2 separate regions of the Homo sapiens genome follow, and region 2 is linked to region 1. The links are chromatin contacts, found by POLR2A ChIA-PET in ENCODE. All regions are on one chromosome and are shown on one strand. Each heading gives the region's core, a stretch centred on a gene start or an enhancer-like site at or near the end of the contact. The rest is flanking DNA. Distances are from core to core; before and after follow the strand shown.

Region 1 (7,200 bases), core at 3,492-5,991:
TCCCTGCACTTAGGGAGGTGGAGGCTTATTTTCCATAATAAATAGGAAGTACAACTATTTGAGGATTGAGACTTAGTTTAACACATTTAAAAAAAAAAAGAAAAAAGTATCAGGGATTGGGGAATACAGAAAAGTCTTTTCCTTTAGCTATTGTTACTATATATTGCTATTACATGCCCCAAAGGGCAAAAGAACCCTGAAAATGAAAGGATCCTGAGAAAAAGGAGTCTATTCAGGGTATTTCTGTTTATTCCGTGGCTAGGCACAAGAAGAAGCTCAAATCCAGAACCTTTATACTTAATATAAAAATCCTGGCCTGTAATCCCAGCACTTTGGGAGGCCGAGGCAGGTGGATCATGAGGTCAGGAGTTCGAGAACTGCCTGACCAACATGGTGAAACCCCGTCTCTACTAAAAATACAAAAATTAGCCGGGCGTGGTGGTATGTGCCTGTAATCTCAGCTACTTGGGAGGCTGAGGCAGGAGCATTGCTTGAACCCGGGAGGCGGAGGTTGTGGTGAGCTGAGATCGTGCCATTGCACTCCACCCTGGGCAGTAAGAGCGAAACTCCATCTCAAAAAAAAAAAAAAAAAATCCTGGTAACATTATATACCATATATGTATGTATAAACTTGTAATTGGTGGGCACTCTTTCTTCTTTTTCCTATCCCTTCCTTTTCATACTGAATTCTAGCTGAGGGACATTAAAAGGGAGGTAGTATAGCAGAGAATTTAAGAGCAGAGGCTCTCAAATGGGAGAAGAGGTATAGAGGAGAGTAGGACACAAGTTAAGAAAACAGAATTAGTAGATTCTGTGGGTTTTTTGGTAGATCCAGACCCTGATCTTATTAATTGCCAATAAGCAATGATCAAGCTTTGGTCAAGACTCCATGACTCACTCACACTTGCTGGAAAAATATCTAGAATGTAAGGCCACTAAAGCAGTCCCTAGGGGAATAAACTAAAGCAATACCCCATTATCCTACAGATAGCCCTACCTTTCTTTCACCAAATCACTCTCTAACAGATTGAAACAAAACTTCAAACAAGCTATGTTTTCTAGAAGAGTTGTATCAAATCACAATTTTAGGAATCACTCAATTTTTAAAAAATCCTTGCCAGCAGGAACTCAATAGTCTTAATTTTTAATGCACAAAAAATGATGTGCATTAAAGGGATGGGCTGTTTGAAGGGATGACGTGACAAATCATTTTGAAAGAATCAATGCTAAATCCTTCTAATAGGAAAAGGTTTTTGGCTGGGTGTAGTGGCTCATGCCTGTAATCCCGGCACTTTGGGAGGCCGAGGCGGGTGGATCATTTGAGGTCAGGAGTTCGAGACCAGCCTGACCAATATGGTGAAACCCCATCTCTACTAAAAATTAAAAAAATTAGCCGGGCGTGGTGGTGCGCGCCTGTAATCTCAGGTACTCAGGAAGCTGAGGCAGGAGAATTGCTTGAACCAAGGAGGCGGAGGTTGCAGTGAGCCAAGATTGTGCCACTGTACTCCAGCCTGGGCAACAGAGTGAGACTCTGTCTCAGGGAAAAAAACAAAAAAAACAAAAAAAAAGAGACAAAAGTTTTTATGTATAAAGTTTGCTTAAAGTAAAACCAACCTACAAGTCTGTAAATAGCTCCCTCATTGGGACTAGCTGTGTAGTAAGGTTGTCAGAAGTCTTAAGGAGCTATGGAGTGGGATCTTAAGGAGCTATGGAGTGGGACATGTTAACTGTAGGTAAAACCAGTAACTGTCTAATTAATGTTACTTGAGAGACAGTAGACACCCCCAAGACAACCACCACCCCCAAAAAAGAGTTCACCCATCAATGCCTGAAATTCTGTCACCAGTGCCTTACTCCTTTGGTTTAGGCATTTGTATTTCCTACCAATGCTCTTTAGAGGGATACCAAGTACCAAAAGTTGGGGGGTTGTTTTTTTTTGAGACAGGGTCTTACTGTGTCACCCAGGCTGGAGTGCAGTGGCACGATCTTTGCTCACTGCAATCTCCACCTCCAGGGCTCAAGCGATTCTCATGTCTCGGCTTCCCGAGTAGCTGGGATTACAGGCACCTACCACTATACCCGGCTGATTTTTGTATTTGTAGTAGAGACTGGGTTTCACCATGTTGGCCCAGCTGATCTCAAACTCCTGACCTCAGGTGATCCACCCGCCTCGGCCTCCCAAAGTGTTGGGATTACAGGAGTGAACCCTCAAAAATGTTTTCTATTATGAGTTTGCCAAACTATTTTGTGACAGGAGAACTGGACAATACAAGTGAGAGTACTAGGTAACCTGATAAGAAGAAAAAGGCTGGGTTCAGCTCCCAGTACTTTGGGAGGCCGAGACAGGCAGATCACCTGAGATCAGGAGTTTGAGACTACCCTGGCCAAAATGGTGAAACCCCGTCTCTACTGAAAATATGAAAATTAGCAGGTGTGATGGCAGGTGCCTGTAGTCCCAGCTACTCGGGAGCACGAGAATTGATTGAACCCAGGTGGCAGAGGGTACAGTGAGCCAAGATCACACCACTGCACTCCAGCCTGGGCAACAGAGGGAGACTATGTCTCAGAAAAAAAAAAAAAAGAAAAGAAAAGAAAAAGAAAATACAGGAGAGGGCCGGGTGCAGTGGCTCACGCCTGTAATCCCAGCACTTTGGGAGGCAGAGGCAGGCAGATCACGAGGTCAGGAGATCGAGACCATCCTGGCTAACATGGTGAAACCCCATTTCTACTAAAAATACAAAAATTAGCCGGGTGAGGTGGTGAGCACCTGTAGTCCCAGCTACTCATGAGGCTGAGGCAGGAGAATGGCATGAACCCAGGAGGTGGAGCTTGCAGTGAGCCAAGACTGTGCCACTGCACTCCAGCCTGGGCAACAGAGCGAGACTCCGTCTCAAAAAAAAAAGAAAACACAGGAGAGAAGGGAGGAAGGATTACACTGTAGAGTGCTGTGGTCACTCCTGGTAAAGTTAGTCAACTAGGACCACCTGAATCTCCCCATCACCCAGACAATGGGTGTTCAACAAAAGCTTAAAATCTTTTAATACAGTATCACAGCCTCTTATAACAGTTCATCTTGAGAGGGGATACAATGTGTCAAAAGGGAGAGTACTAAGATCTAATTCTCCTTTAACAGTCTAGTGACCATGGGCAAGTTTCTTGGTCTAAGCCTTAGTTTCTTAAATTAAAAAATACTGTAAGGTATTAGAGTCTCTAATGGCTCTTCTGACTATAAAAAGTTATGTATTTTCCGTAAATCTTCCATCATGTTTGTAGTGCTTTTTTTTTTTTTTTTTTCCCTGAGACAGGGTCTCACTCTGTCGCCCAGGCTAAGTGCAGTGGCCCGATCGCATCTCACTGCAACCTCCATCTCTTAAGCTCAAGCCATCTTCCCATCTGAGCCTCCAGGACCCATGTGGTCCGCGGAGTAGTTGGGACTACAGGTGTACGCCACCATGCCGGCTAATATGTGCTGATTTTTACAGATCAGTTTAACTTTTCTGTTTTCTTTTTAGTGAAATTTCTCAACTTCCTCTATATATCAAAATTTATTTCCCCATTTTTCTCAATGCCCTTGATCCCACTTGCCCCATGCCCTCCTGTCACTGCATTCCATTATTTCCTCACATGTTCAATTTCTCCCTCTGTTGGCTCCTTCCTCCGACATGCTCCTCTTGCCCAACCTAAAACTGCCACTCCGTGACTCCTTGGGTTAATGTCTCTTTTCTCTCCTTCTCAAAATTAATCTCTTCCTCCATTCACGTTCCAAGGTCTTATCTTTTTAGCCAATACTTTTTTTTTTTTTTTTTTTTTTTTGCCTTTAAAGATGCCAAGGCCGGGCGCGGTGGCTCACGCCTGTAATCCCAGCACTTTGGGAGGCCGAGGCGGGTGGATCACGAGGTCAGGAGATCGGGACCATCCTGGCTTACAAGGTGAAACCCCGTCTCTACTAAACATACAAAAAAAAATTAGCTGGGTGTGGTGGTGGGCGCCTGTAGTCCCAGCTACTCCAGAGGCTGAGGCAGGAGAATCGCTTGAACCAGGAAGGCGGAGGTTGCAGTGAGCCGAGACCACGCCACTGCACTCCAGCCTGGGCGTTAGAGCGAGACTCTGTCTCATATAAATAAATAAATAAATAATAAAATAAAATAAAAATGTCAAAAAAGAGCTTCTGGCGCTCTTCTCTACCCAGCACCTCCCGCCCCAAATACGATTCAACACTTCCCACAAACGAGGGTTGTTGGAAATGCTTGTTCCGCAAGGGGACAGAACGACCCGTATTTCCCATCCCCGCCCTTACACTACAGTCTAGAGGCAGTATCACTGGATGAAAAAAAGGCTGGTAACAGTCTAATCTCCCACAAACTGGACTGGGACAAATTTACCCTACAGACACTCAAAACACAGTCTACCCTAAACACCATCTACTCAGATCCCCGCTTTCCAAGCATCCACGGCAGAACGTTCGCGGCTGTTGCCTGGAAGGGGCTCTTATTACTCTAGTACAGACCCCAACCAGGACCCTCACCACTCCCACAGCCAGCAGCACCAACTCACAGCCATATTGTTGCCACCTTGGGCACCCCCTTGATGACACCACCGCCACCCCCACGTACCTGATTGACCATCCCCGAAGCTATGAAGTGGCCTAGCACTAGCCCAGCGCCGTTAGGCGCGGACGCCGGGTCCCACGGGTTGGCAGCGGCCATGGCTCGGACGCACCTTCCGCGAAGGCGCCAAGAGTGAGCGGGATCGCAGGGCGAACGCACGGCGCGGCTCGATGACGTCACAGGGCGTTCCCGCCCGGGACTAAGCCGGGGAGCGCATCCCGGCTACTGCGGGTCCTGGGTCTTCACCTGCGGAGCCTTACGGCAGCTGAGCGGTGGGAGGCGAGTCCGGGGCTCCCTGATCTTCCGTAGGCTCCCAGAGGCGCCTGGCCTCCGCAGAGCTGCAAAGGCGGCAGGGCTTGGTGGTCGGGCTGTGTGTTCTTCCGTTTCTTCCTTGTCGCTCTTGGGTCGGGCCCCAGGAGCCAGGGATCGGCGGGAGTTGAGAGCTGGGGCAGGAGCCCCAGCCGGGAGGCCGACCGGGTGGACTGGGCGGTGACAGCAGCGCTTCCTTCCCGCAGGGACCTGAGCCGCGGCGCTAGGATGGGAAACAGTGCGCTCCGCGCTCATGTGGAAACGGCGCAGAAAACTGGTGTCTTTCAGCTTAAGGACCGAGGGCTGACCGAGGTGAGACTGGGAGGGACACGACCAGGGAACTTAAAGGGAGAGGGACGGCGGGGGCGGCGAACTTAGTCGGTGCGGGATTCCCCACGCTGTGAACTCCTTTCTCCAGTTCCCCGCAGACTTGCAGAAGCTGACGAGCAATCTCAGGACCATCGACTTGTCCAACAACAAGATCGAAAGCCTACCGCCTTTGCTGATAGGAAAGTTCACTCTGCTGAAGAGCCTCTCCCTGAACAACAACAAACTGAGTATGGCTCTCGCCAGGGAGGCTTTTGCTAGTGATCAGCTGTTACCAGGGGTGGTTTTCTCTTACAAGCTGATTTTTGTTTTTGTTATGAAACCGTGCAGGAGGGCTCAAGTTGCGAATGCCGGAATCCTTGAAGCCTTCTTTCTACTTCTTGTAATTACATCTAAAATAAGCCTTATAATGATTGGGTGTTATAATGATTGTTACTGGGTTAATTTGGACTTGAAAGAGAAGAACATTTTGGGGATGTAATGTAAACAAAGCTACCTAACTTGGAATGGGGGATGGATGAGAAGGGGAGGATCTTCCAAATATCACAAAATTGCTGTCGGATTGTGCCTTGGGCCCCTTTACAAAAGGAGCCCATTATACACACAAATGCTCTCCGGCATTTTGATGGCACCCTCACCTTCTAAAGACTATGTTGGTAAAATGCAATATCTAAAAATGGCACATGTGGGAGTTTTACATATATTAACAAGAGGCGAAGCAGGCTGCCATATAGTCTTTATAAACTTCATCAAAGTTGTTTTCAGCTCTATCACATTCAGGTTTTAAAAAAATTTTTCTTTGCCAGCTGTTCTGCCTGATGAGATATGCAATCTGAAAAAACTAGAGACGCTAAGCCTAAACAACAATCACCTTAGAGAGCTGCCGTCTACCTTTGGGCAACTCTCTGCCCTCAAGACCCTGAGCCTCTCTGGGAACCAACTGGGAGCATTACCTCCCCAACTTTGTAGCCTACGGCACCTGGATGTGATGGATCTCTCTAAGAACCAGATTCGAAGTATACCTGACTCAGTGGGAGAGCTGCAAGTCATCGAACTCAACCTCAACCAGAATCAGGTCTAGAGCTTTAAGGTTTTTTTTCCTACAGCATATGTGTGGCTTTAAGGTCTCCTGATACCTGTTAACCTCTTGTTTCCTAAACTGCCATCATAGAGCTAAGTATCAGAGGCTAAATGAGAGGTTTCTTCTATAGGCTGAACTAATTTCAAGGCCCAAAGTGCCATGGAATTAGTTGAGACACTGGATGTGTTAGTTGTGTAGGTGTTTTGGGGAGGGTGGGGTAGGTAACAGGGAGAGATCATTTCAAAAGTTAAACTACTGTCTCACAAATCTTGAAGACTTCTTCAGATCCTCCTCAAATATATGCCCCTAACCAGCTAGCCAGGAGCTATGTCAGGGATATAATGTGGAAATGAGGCCTAAACTGAGGTTCTCAGAGTCGGGAGTCAGAGGTAATTCAGTTTTGTTTTTCGTTTTGTGTGGGGTTTTGACATCTTTGTTACAAAGTGTGTCTCCTTTTGCTGAAGAATATTAAGTGATAGGCTTTCTGGAGATAGCCCATTTCACTGTTGTACAGCTTTAATTATAATATTTGAAATTTGTTTCCATTACTTTGGAAGCTTTCAATTAATATTTGTCTGGAAAACCAATCCAAAGATTCTTGTCTAGGCATGAAGGCACAAGTGATGAAATATTAAACACTGTGAGACTGGATGGCCTTTAGTTTTCTAGTGTCTGTATTTCTAGATCTGCATGGTCCATTAAAGTGGCCAGAAGCTGCATGTGGTTATTACTTTTCTAGATTGTAGTGATTTTACATCATGATGAAATTCAGTCTGTCTTTGAGGAATTGGCCTCATGTTTTTTTACCTTAAGTGGATATTCTTGTATGTTATAGAGCTTCTTGGGGGAAAAAAAAAACTGAATCAATTAAGCAGC
Region 2 (6,760 bases), core at 4,075-6,574, 340 kb before region 1:
TTGCATCTTTGTCAAATATCATTTGGCCCAGAATAGGCAAATCCATACAGACAGAAAGATTTAGTGATTTCCAGGGGCTGAGAGAAGAAGGGAATGGGGAGTGACTGCTAATGGGTATGGGGTTTTGTTTTGGGATGGTGAAAATGTTCTGGGATTAGATAGTGGTAATGGAATCTTTTTGATGGCCAGGTGTGGTGGCTCACACCTGTAATCCCAGCACTTTCGGAGGCTGAGGTGGGCAGATCACAAGGTCAGGAGATCGAGGCCATCCTGTCTAACACGGTGAAACCCCGTCTCTACTAAAAATACAAAAAATTAGCTGGGCGTGGTGGCAGGCGCCTGTAATCCCAGCTACTTGGGAGGCTGAGGCAGGAGAATGGCGTGAACCCGGGAGGCGGAACTTGCAGTGAGCTGAGATCCTGCCACTGCACTCCAGTCTGGGTGACAGAGCGAGACTCCATCTCAAAAAAAAAAAAAAAATCTTTTTGATGTATACATTCTATTTTTTTTCTTTCTAACTTTTATTTTAGGTCCAAGGGGTACATGTGTAGATTTGTTCCATGGGTAAATATGTGTCTTAGTGGTTTGGTGTACAGATTATTTTGTCACCCAGGTAATACACATAGTATCCAATAGGTAGTTTGTTGATCCTGACCCACTTCCTACCCTGTACCCTCAATGGACTGTTTTTCTGTTTCATGTGTTTATATTTCTGTCCTTTTGCAGATAGCTCACTGATCTGATTACTGTAGCTTTATACAGTAAGACTTAAAATCATGTAGTGTGTTTCCTCCAACTTTATTTTTTAATAAAGATTTTGGGTAATTTTTGCTTATCCACATAGATTTTAGAGTCAGCTTATTTATATGAAACATTCTGCTTAGATTTCAATTGGAATTGTGTTAAAACTGACAGTTTGTGTGAACTTTGTTTTTTTAGATGCCTTTTATTAGGTTTAGAAAATTCTCTTCTATTCCTAGTTTGCTGAGAGTTTTATACCATGAATGAATATTGAATTTTGTCAAATGCTTCTCCTGTATCAAATGATAGGTCATGTGGTTTTCATTTTTAGACTATTAATCTGCTGTACTGCATGAATTGATTTTTGAATATTGAGTCAGCCTTGCATCCCCAGGATAAACCATACCGGATTGTGGTGTATTATTCGTTTTATGTATTGCTGGATTCAGTTTGCTACTACTTTATGAGGAATTTTCATGTTTGTGTTTATAAGGGATATGGGTCTCTTATTTTTTGTTTTCTTTTTGAGACAGGTCTCACTCTGCTGCCCAGCCTGGAGTGCAGTGATGGTATCTTGGCTTACTGCAACCTTGACTTTCCTGGGCTCAGGTGATCTTCCCACTTTAGCCTCCTGAGTAGCTGAGGCTACAGGTGTGCATCACCATGTCCAGCTAATTTTTAGTATTTTTTGTAGAGATAGGGTTTCACCATGTTGCCTAGGCTGGTCTCAAACTCCTGGGCTCAAGAAATCCACCCGCCTTCGCCTCCCACAGTACTAAGATTACAAACATGAGCCACAATGCCCATCCTTTGACTAGTTTTAATATCAAGTTAATGCTGGACTCATAAAATGAGATGGGAAGTGTTTTTTCCTCTTCTTTTTTGGAGAGATTGTATAAAATTTGTTTCATTTTTTCTTTAAATGTTTAGTAGAATTTGCCATTGGAAAAAAAATCTAGGCCTGTATTAGTCCATTCTCACACTGCTAATAAAGACTTACCTGAGACTGGGTAATTTGTAAAGAAAAAGAGGTTTAATGGACTCATAGTTCCATATGACTGGGGAAGCCTCACAATCATAGTGAAAGGCAAAGGAGGAACAAAGGCACATCTTACATGGCAGCAGGCAAGAGAGCGTGTGCAGGGGAACTGCCTTTTATAAAACCATCAGATCTCATGAGACTCACTCACCATCATGAGAACAGCATCATGGCAGTAACTGCCCTCATGATTCAGTTACCTCCCACTAGATCCCTCCCATGACATGTGGGGGATTATGGGAACTACAAGATGAGATTTGGGTAGGGACACAGCCAAACCATATCATGCCCATATTTTTTTAGTAGGACTATTAAGGAGGTCCCTTTCACCTTGGGTGAATTGTGGTAGTTTGTAGTTTTTGATGGTTGTCTGTGTTCACTTTCTGTGTATAATGTTGTTCATTATGTTTCCTAATTATATATTTATGTCTGTGGAGTCTATAGTGATAACCCCTGTTTCATTCCTAATATTGATTATTTGTGAGTTCTTTTTTCCCAGATTTCCTAAAAGGTTATAAATTGTATTGATCTTTATAAAGAGCTGGCTTTTGGTCTCATTGATTTTTTTTTTTCTATGACGTTTCTGGTTTTAATTTCATTGTTATTATTTTGTCTTTTGTTTCCTCTGCTTGTTTTGGGTTTAGTTTGTTTGTCTTTTCCCCCTAGGTGGAAGCTTATAGTTTTAATTTGAAACTTCCGTGCTTATTTTCAATTTAAAAATTATTTTAATATTATATATATATTTTAAGAGACAGCATCTCTGTCACCTAGGCTGGAGTGCAATGGAGTGATCATACCTCATTGGAGCCTCAACCTTCTGTGCTTAAATTATCCTCCCGCCTCAGCCTCTTGAGTAGCTAGGACTACAGGCACCCACCACATGCAGTTAAGTTTTTTAAAAAAATTTTTGTAGTAACAGGGTCTTGATAGGTTGCCCAGGCTGGTCTTGAACTCCTGGCCTCAAGTCCTCCTGCCTTGGCCTCCCAAAGTGTTGGGATTATAGGCCTAAGTCACTGCACCTGGCCTCATTTTTCATATAAGCTTTCAGTGCTATAGTTTTTCCTCTAACCATTGCTTTAGCTGCATATCATATGTTTTATTTTCCTTTTTGTTCAATTCAAATATTTTCTAATTTGCCTGGGGACTTTGTCTTTAACCATGGCTTATTTGGAACAGGCATTGGCAAACATTTTGGTTTTTTTTCTTTCTTTCTTTTTTTTTTTTTTTTTGAGACAGAGTCTTGCTCTGTCACCCAGGCTGGAATGCAGTGGCATGATCTTGGCTGACTGCATACTCCGCCTCCCGGGTTCCAGAGATTTCTCCTGCCTCAGCCTCCCAGGTAGCTGGGATTGCAGGCACACACCACCACACCTGGCTAATTTTTGTATTTTTAGTAGAGACAGGGTTTTACCATGTTGACCAGGCTGGTCTTGAACTCCTGACCTCAGGTGATCCGCCTGCCTCAGCTTCCCAAAGTGCTGAAATTACAGGCGTGAGCCACCGTGCCCGGCTTTTTTTTTTTTTTTTTTTTTTTTGAGACAGGGTCTTGCTCTGTCATCCAGGCTAGAGTGCAGTCTTACAATCACAGCTCACTGCAGCCTCAACTTCCTGGCTCAAGAGATCCTCCCACCTCAGCCTTCTGAGTAGCTGGGACCACAGATGAGTGCCACACACCTGGCTAATTTTTATATTTTTTGTGGAGACAGTGTCTTGCCATGTTGCTTAGGTTGGTCTTGAACCCCTGAGCTCAATCAATCCACCTGCCTCGGCCTCCCAAAATGCTGGGACTACAGGTGTGAGCCCCCGTGCCCAGCCAAACATTTTATTAAAGGTCCAAATAATAAATATGTTAGGCCTAAGTGTAATACCGTCTGTGTTGCAGTTATTTAACTCTGCTCTAGTAGTATAAAATCAGCCATACACAACATATAAATGAATGAGCATGGCTTAGTTCCAATAAAGTGTTATTTATATAAAAATCAGGCACCTTGCCCTGTTGTTATAGTTTAATTTCCAAGTGTTTGTATTCTTGTTATCTTGCCGTTATTGATTTCTAGCTTAATAACATTAAGCTAGAATATACTAGCTTGTTATCAGAGAGCATAGTATGTATGATTTCCGTTCTTTTAAATTTGCAAAATTTGTTTTGTGACCTGGGATATTATATAGTCTTTTGGTGTACGTTCCTTGTGAGTTTGAATGTGTATTCCACTTTTGTTGGGTGGAGTGTTCTGTAAATGTCAGTTCCAGTTGTTTGATGGTTGTTTTTGATTAAGTTCACTGACATCATCTGGGTGTCCTATAATTCGCTTTAATTCTGTCACTAATTGCGTCAAGTTAATGCAGACCTCACAGGTTACAGGGCTCAGTCCCACAAAGCTGCCTTCACTTCAGACTGGAGCCACAAGCCACTCAAATTTTCCCTGGTTGAGTATAAGTTTGGGCCTTCCCACAATCCCCTTGGGTTTAATAATTTGCTTAGAATGACTCACAGAGTTCATGAAAGTGCTATACTTAAAATTACCTTTTTATTATAAAGGATACAAATGAACAATCAGATGAAGAGGACTATATGATAAGTTTGTAAGGCTCCCAAGCACGGGAGCTTCTCTACTTGTGGAGCCAGGGTACACCACCCTCTTGGTACATCAGTATGTTCACCAACCAGGAAGCTCCCTGAGCCTTGTAGTTCAGAGTTTGTTTTTTTTTTTCTTTTTTATCCAGCTGAATTTAAGATTTACAGAGTTTTTAATATACAGAGTTCAGGGCTGGGCACAGTGGCTCATGCCTGTAATCCCAGCACTTTAGGAGACTGAGGTGGGAGGATCGATTGAGTCTAGGAGTTCAAGACCAGCTTGGGCAACATACCCAGACTCTGTCTCTACAAAAAAGTAAAATGAGCTGGGTGTGGTGGCACATGCATGTAGTCTAGCTACTTGGGAAGCTGAGATGGGAGTACTGCTTGAGCCCAGGAGTTTGAGGCTGCAATGAGCTATGTTTGCACCACTGCACTCCAGCCGGGGCGACAGTGAGACCCCATCTCTTAAAAAAAAAAAAAAAAAAAAAAGTCGGGCATGGTGGCTCACGCCTGTAATCCCAGCACTTTGGGAGGCCGAGGTGGGTGGATCACCTGAGGTCAGGAGTTCAAGACCAGCCTGGCCAAACATGGTAAAACCCCCCGTCTCTACCAGAAATACAAAAAAATTAGCCGGGCGTGGTGGTGCACACCTGTAATCCCAGCTACTCACAAGGCTGAGGCAGGAGAATCGCTTGAACCCTGGAGGCAGAGGTTGCAGTGAGCCAAGATTGCGCCAGTGCACTCCATCCTGGGCAAAAGGAGTGAGACTCCATCTCAAAAAACAAACAAAAAGAGCTTATTACGTAGGCATGGTTGATTAAATCATTGGCCATGTGATTGAACTCAATCACTAGTAACTCTTTTCCTGGAAGTTGGGAGGTGGAGATGAAGGTTCTAGTCATGTAGTCATATGCTTTCAGGTGACAGCCCCCATCCTGAAGCTTGGAGTCACTTCATTAGCATAACAAAGGCATTCATATCACTTAGGAAATTCCAAGCACTGCCAGGAATTTGGAAATGAATACCAATCCTCTGACACAAAAATGTAAGATAGGAAAAAATAAACTGTTCTTACTACTATACTGAATACTTCTGGCAAATGACAGAGAAGTGCAATTTGCTAGAATGGCTCTCAGAACTCAGGAAAACACTTCATTTATGCTTACTGGTTTATTATCTAATAAGGATATAAATGAGGATACAGGTGAAGAGATACATAGGGCAAAGTCTGGAAGGATCCTCAGAGCAGGAGTTTCTTTCCTCATGAAGTTAGGATACACTACCCTCACAACATATGGATATGCTTATTGTCTCATGTCCATATGAAGAGGCCACCAAACAGGTTTGTGTGAGCAACAAGGCTGTTTATTTCACCTGGGTGCAGGTAGGCTGAGTCCGAAAAGAGAGTCAGCAAGGGTTGTGGGATTATCATTAGTTCTTACAGGTTTTGGGATAGGTGGTGGAGTTAGGAGCAATGTTTTGCAGGCAGGGGGTGGATCTCACAAAGTACATTCTCAAGGGTGGGGAGAATTACAAAGAACCTTCTTAAGGGTGGGGGAGAAACAAATCACAATGGTGGAATGTCATCATCTAAGGCAATTTTCACTTCTTTTGTGGATCTTCAGTTGCTTCAGGCCATCTGGATATATACGTGCAGGTCACAGGAGATATGGTGGCATAGCTTGGGCTCAGAGGCCTGACATTCCTGTCTTCTTATATTAATAAGAAAAATACAACAAAATAGTGAAGTGTTGGAGTGGCGAAAAATTTTGGGGGTGGTATGGAGAGATAATGGGCAATGTTTCTCAGGGCTGCTTTAAGTGGGATTGGGGTGGCGTGGGAACCTAGAGTGGGAGAGATTAAGTTGAAGGAAGATATTGGGGTAAGGAGTGATATTGTGGGGTTGTTAGAAGGAGCATTTGTCGTGTAGAATGATTGGTGATGGCTTGGATGCGGTTTTGTATCAATTGAGAAACTAAACGGAAGATACAAGGTCTGAATAAAAGAAGGAGAAAAATAGATATTAAAGGACTAAGAATTGGGAGGACCCAAGACATCCACTTAGAGACTGCCCAAGGGGGTTTAGCGTAATTACTTGCTTGGTTGGCGAGTTTTTGGGAAAAGACCATTAGTCCGTTTTACCTTTCCTGAAGATTGAGGACGGTAAGGGGTATGAAGATTCCACTGAATACCAAGAGCCTGAGAAACTGCTTGGGTGATTTGACTAATAAAGGCCGGTTTGTTATTGGACTGTATAGAGGTGGGAAGGCCAAACTGAGGAATTATGTCCAACAGAAGGGAAGAAATGACCACGGTGGCCTTCTCAGATCCTGTGGGAAAGGCCTCTATCCATCCAGTTAAAGTATCTACCCAGACCAAGAGGTATTTTAGTTTCCTGACTC

The links. ChIA-PET counts read pairs that join two places held with the same protein, here RNA polymerase II (POLR2A).
Region 2: POLR2A ChIA-PET joins it to region 1 with 16 read pairs in Caco-2. The contact joins the enhancer-like site here to the promoter of HAUS2 in region 1. POLR2A ChIA-PET finds 5 or more read pairs at or near these places in 3 of 52 experiments (Caco-2, IMR-90 and activated CD8-positive, alpha-beta memory T cell).

Annotation. Positions count from the first base shown.
Region 1 is chr15:42,546,379-42,553,578 of GRCh38, reverse strand. It overlaps HAUS2 (HAUS augmin like complex subunit 2), which reads right to left and starts at 4,741. Exons shown (of 6, transcript NM_018097.3): 1 at 4,614-4,741. The coding sequence starts at 4,706. It overlaps LRRC57 (leucine rich repeat containing 57), which reads left to right and starts at 4,786. Exons shown (of 6, transcript NM_153260.3): 1 at 4,786-4,886; 2 at 5,123-5,228; 3 at 5,335-5,473; 4 at 6,050-6,318. The coding sequence starts at 5,145. RefSeq lists an enhancer at 4,481-4,950.
Region 2 is chr15:42,889,260-42,896,019 of GRCh38, reverse strand. The region is part of intron 1 of TTBK2 (tau tubulin kinase 2); the gene reads left to right. Among named protein-coding and RNA genes, the nearest start is that of TTBK2, 28 kb to the left of the region's middle. RefSeq lists an enhancer at 5,667-6,539. Within about 2 kb of position 5,324, at least 2 of the 41 ENCODE cell types and tissues checked have a DNase peak (open chromatin) inside an H3K27ac peak, as active enhancers do.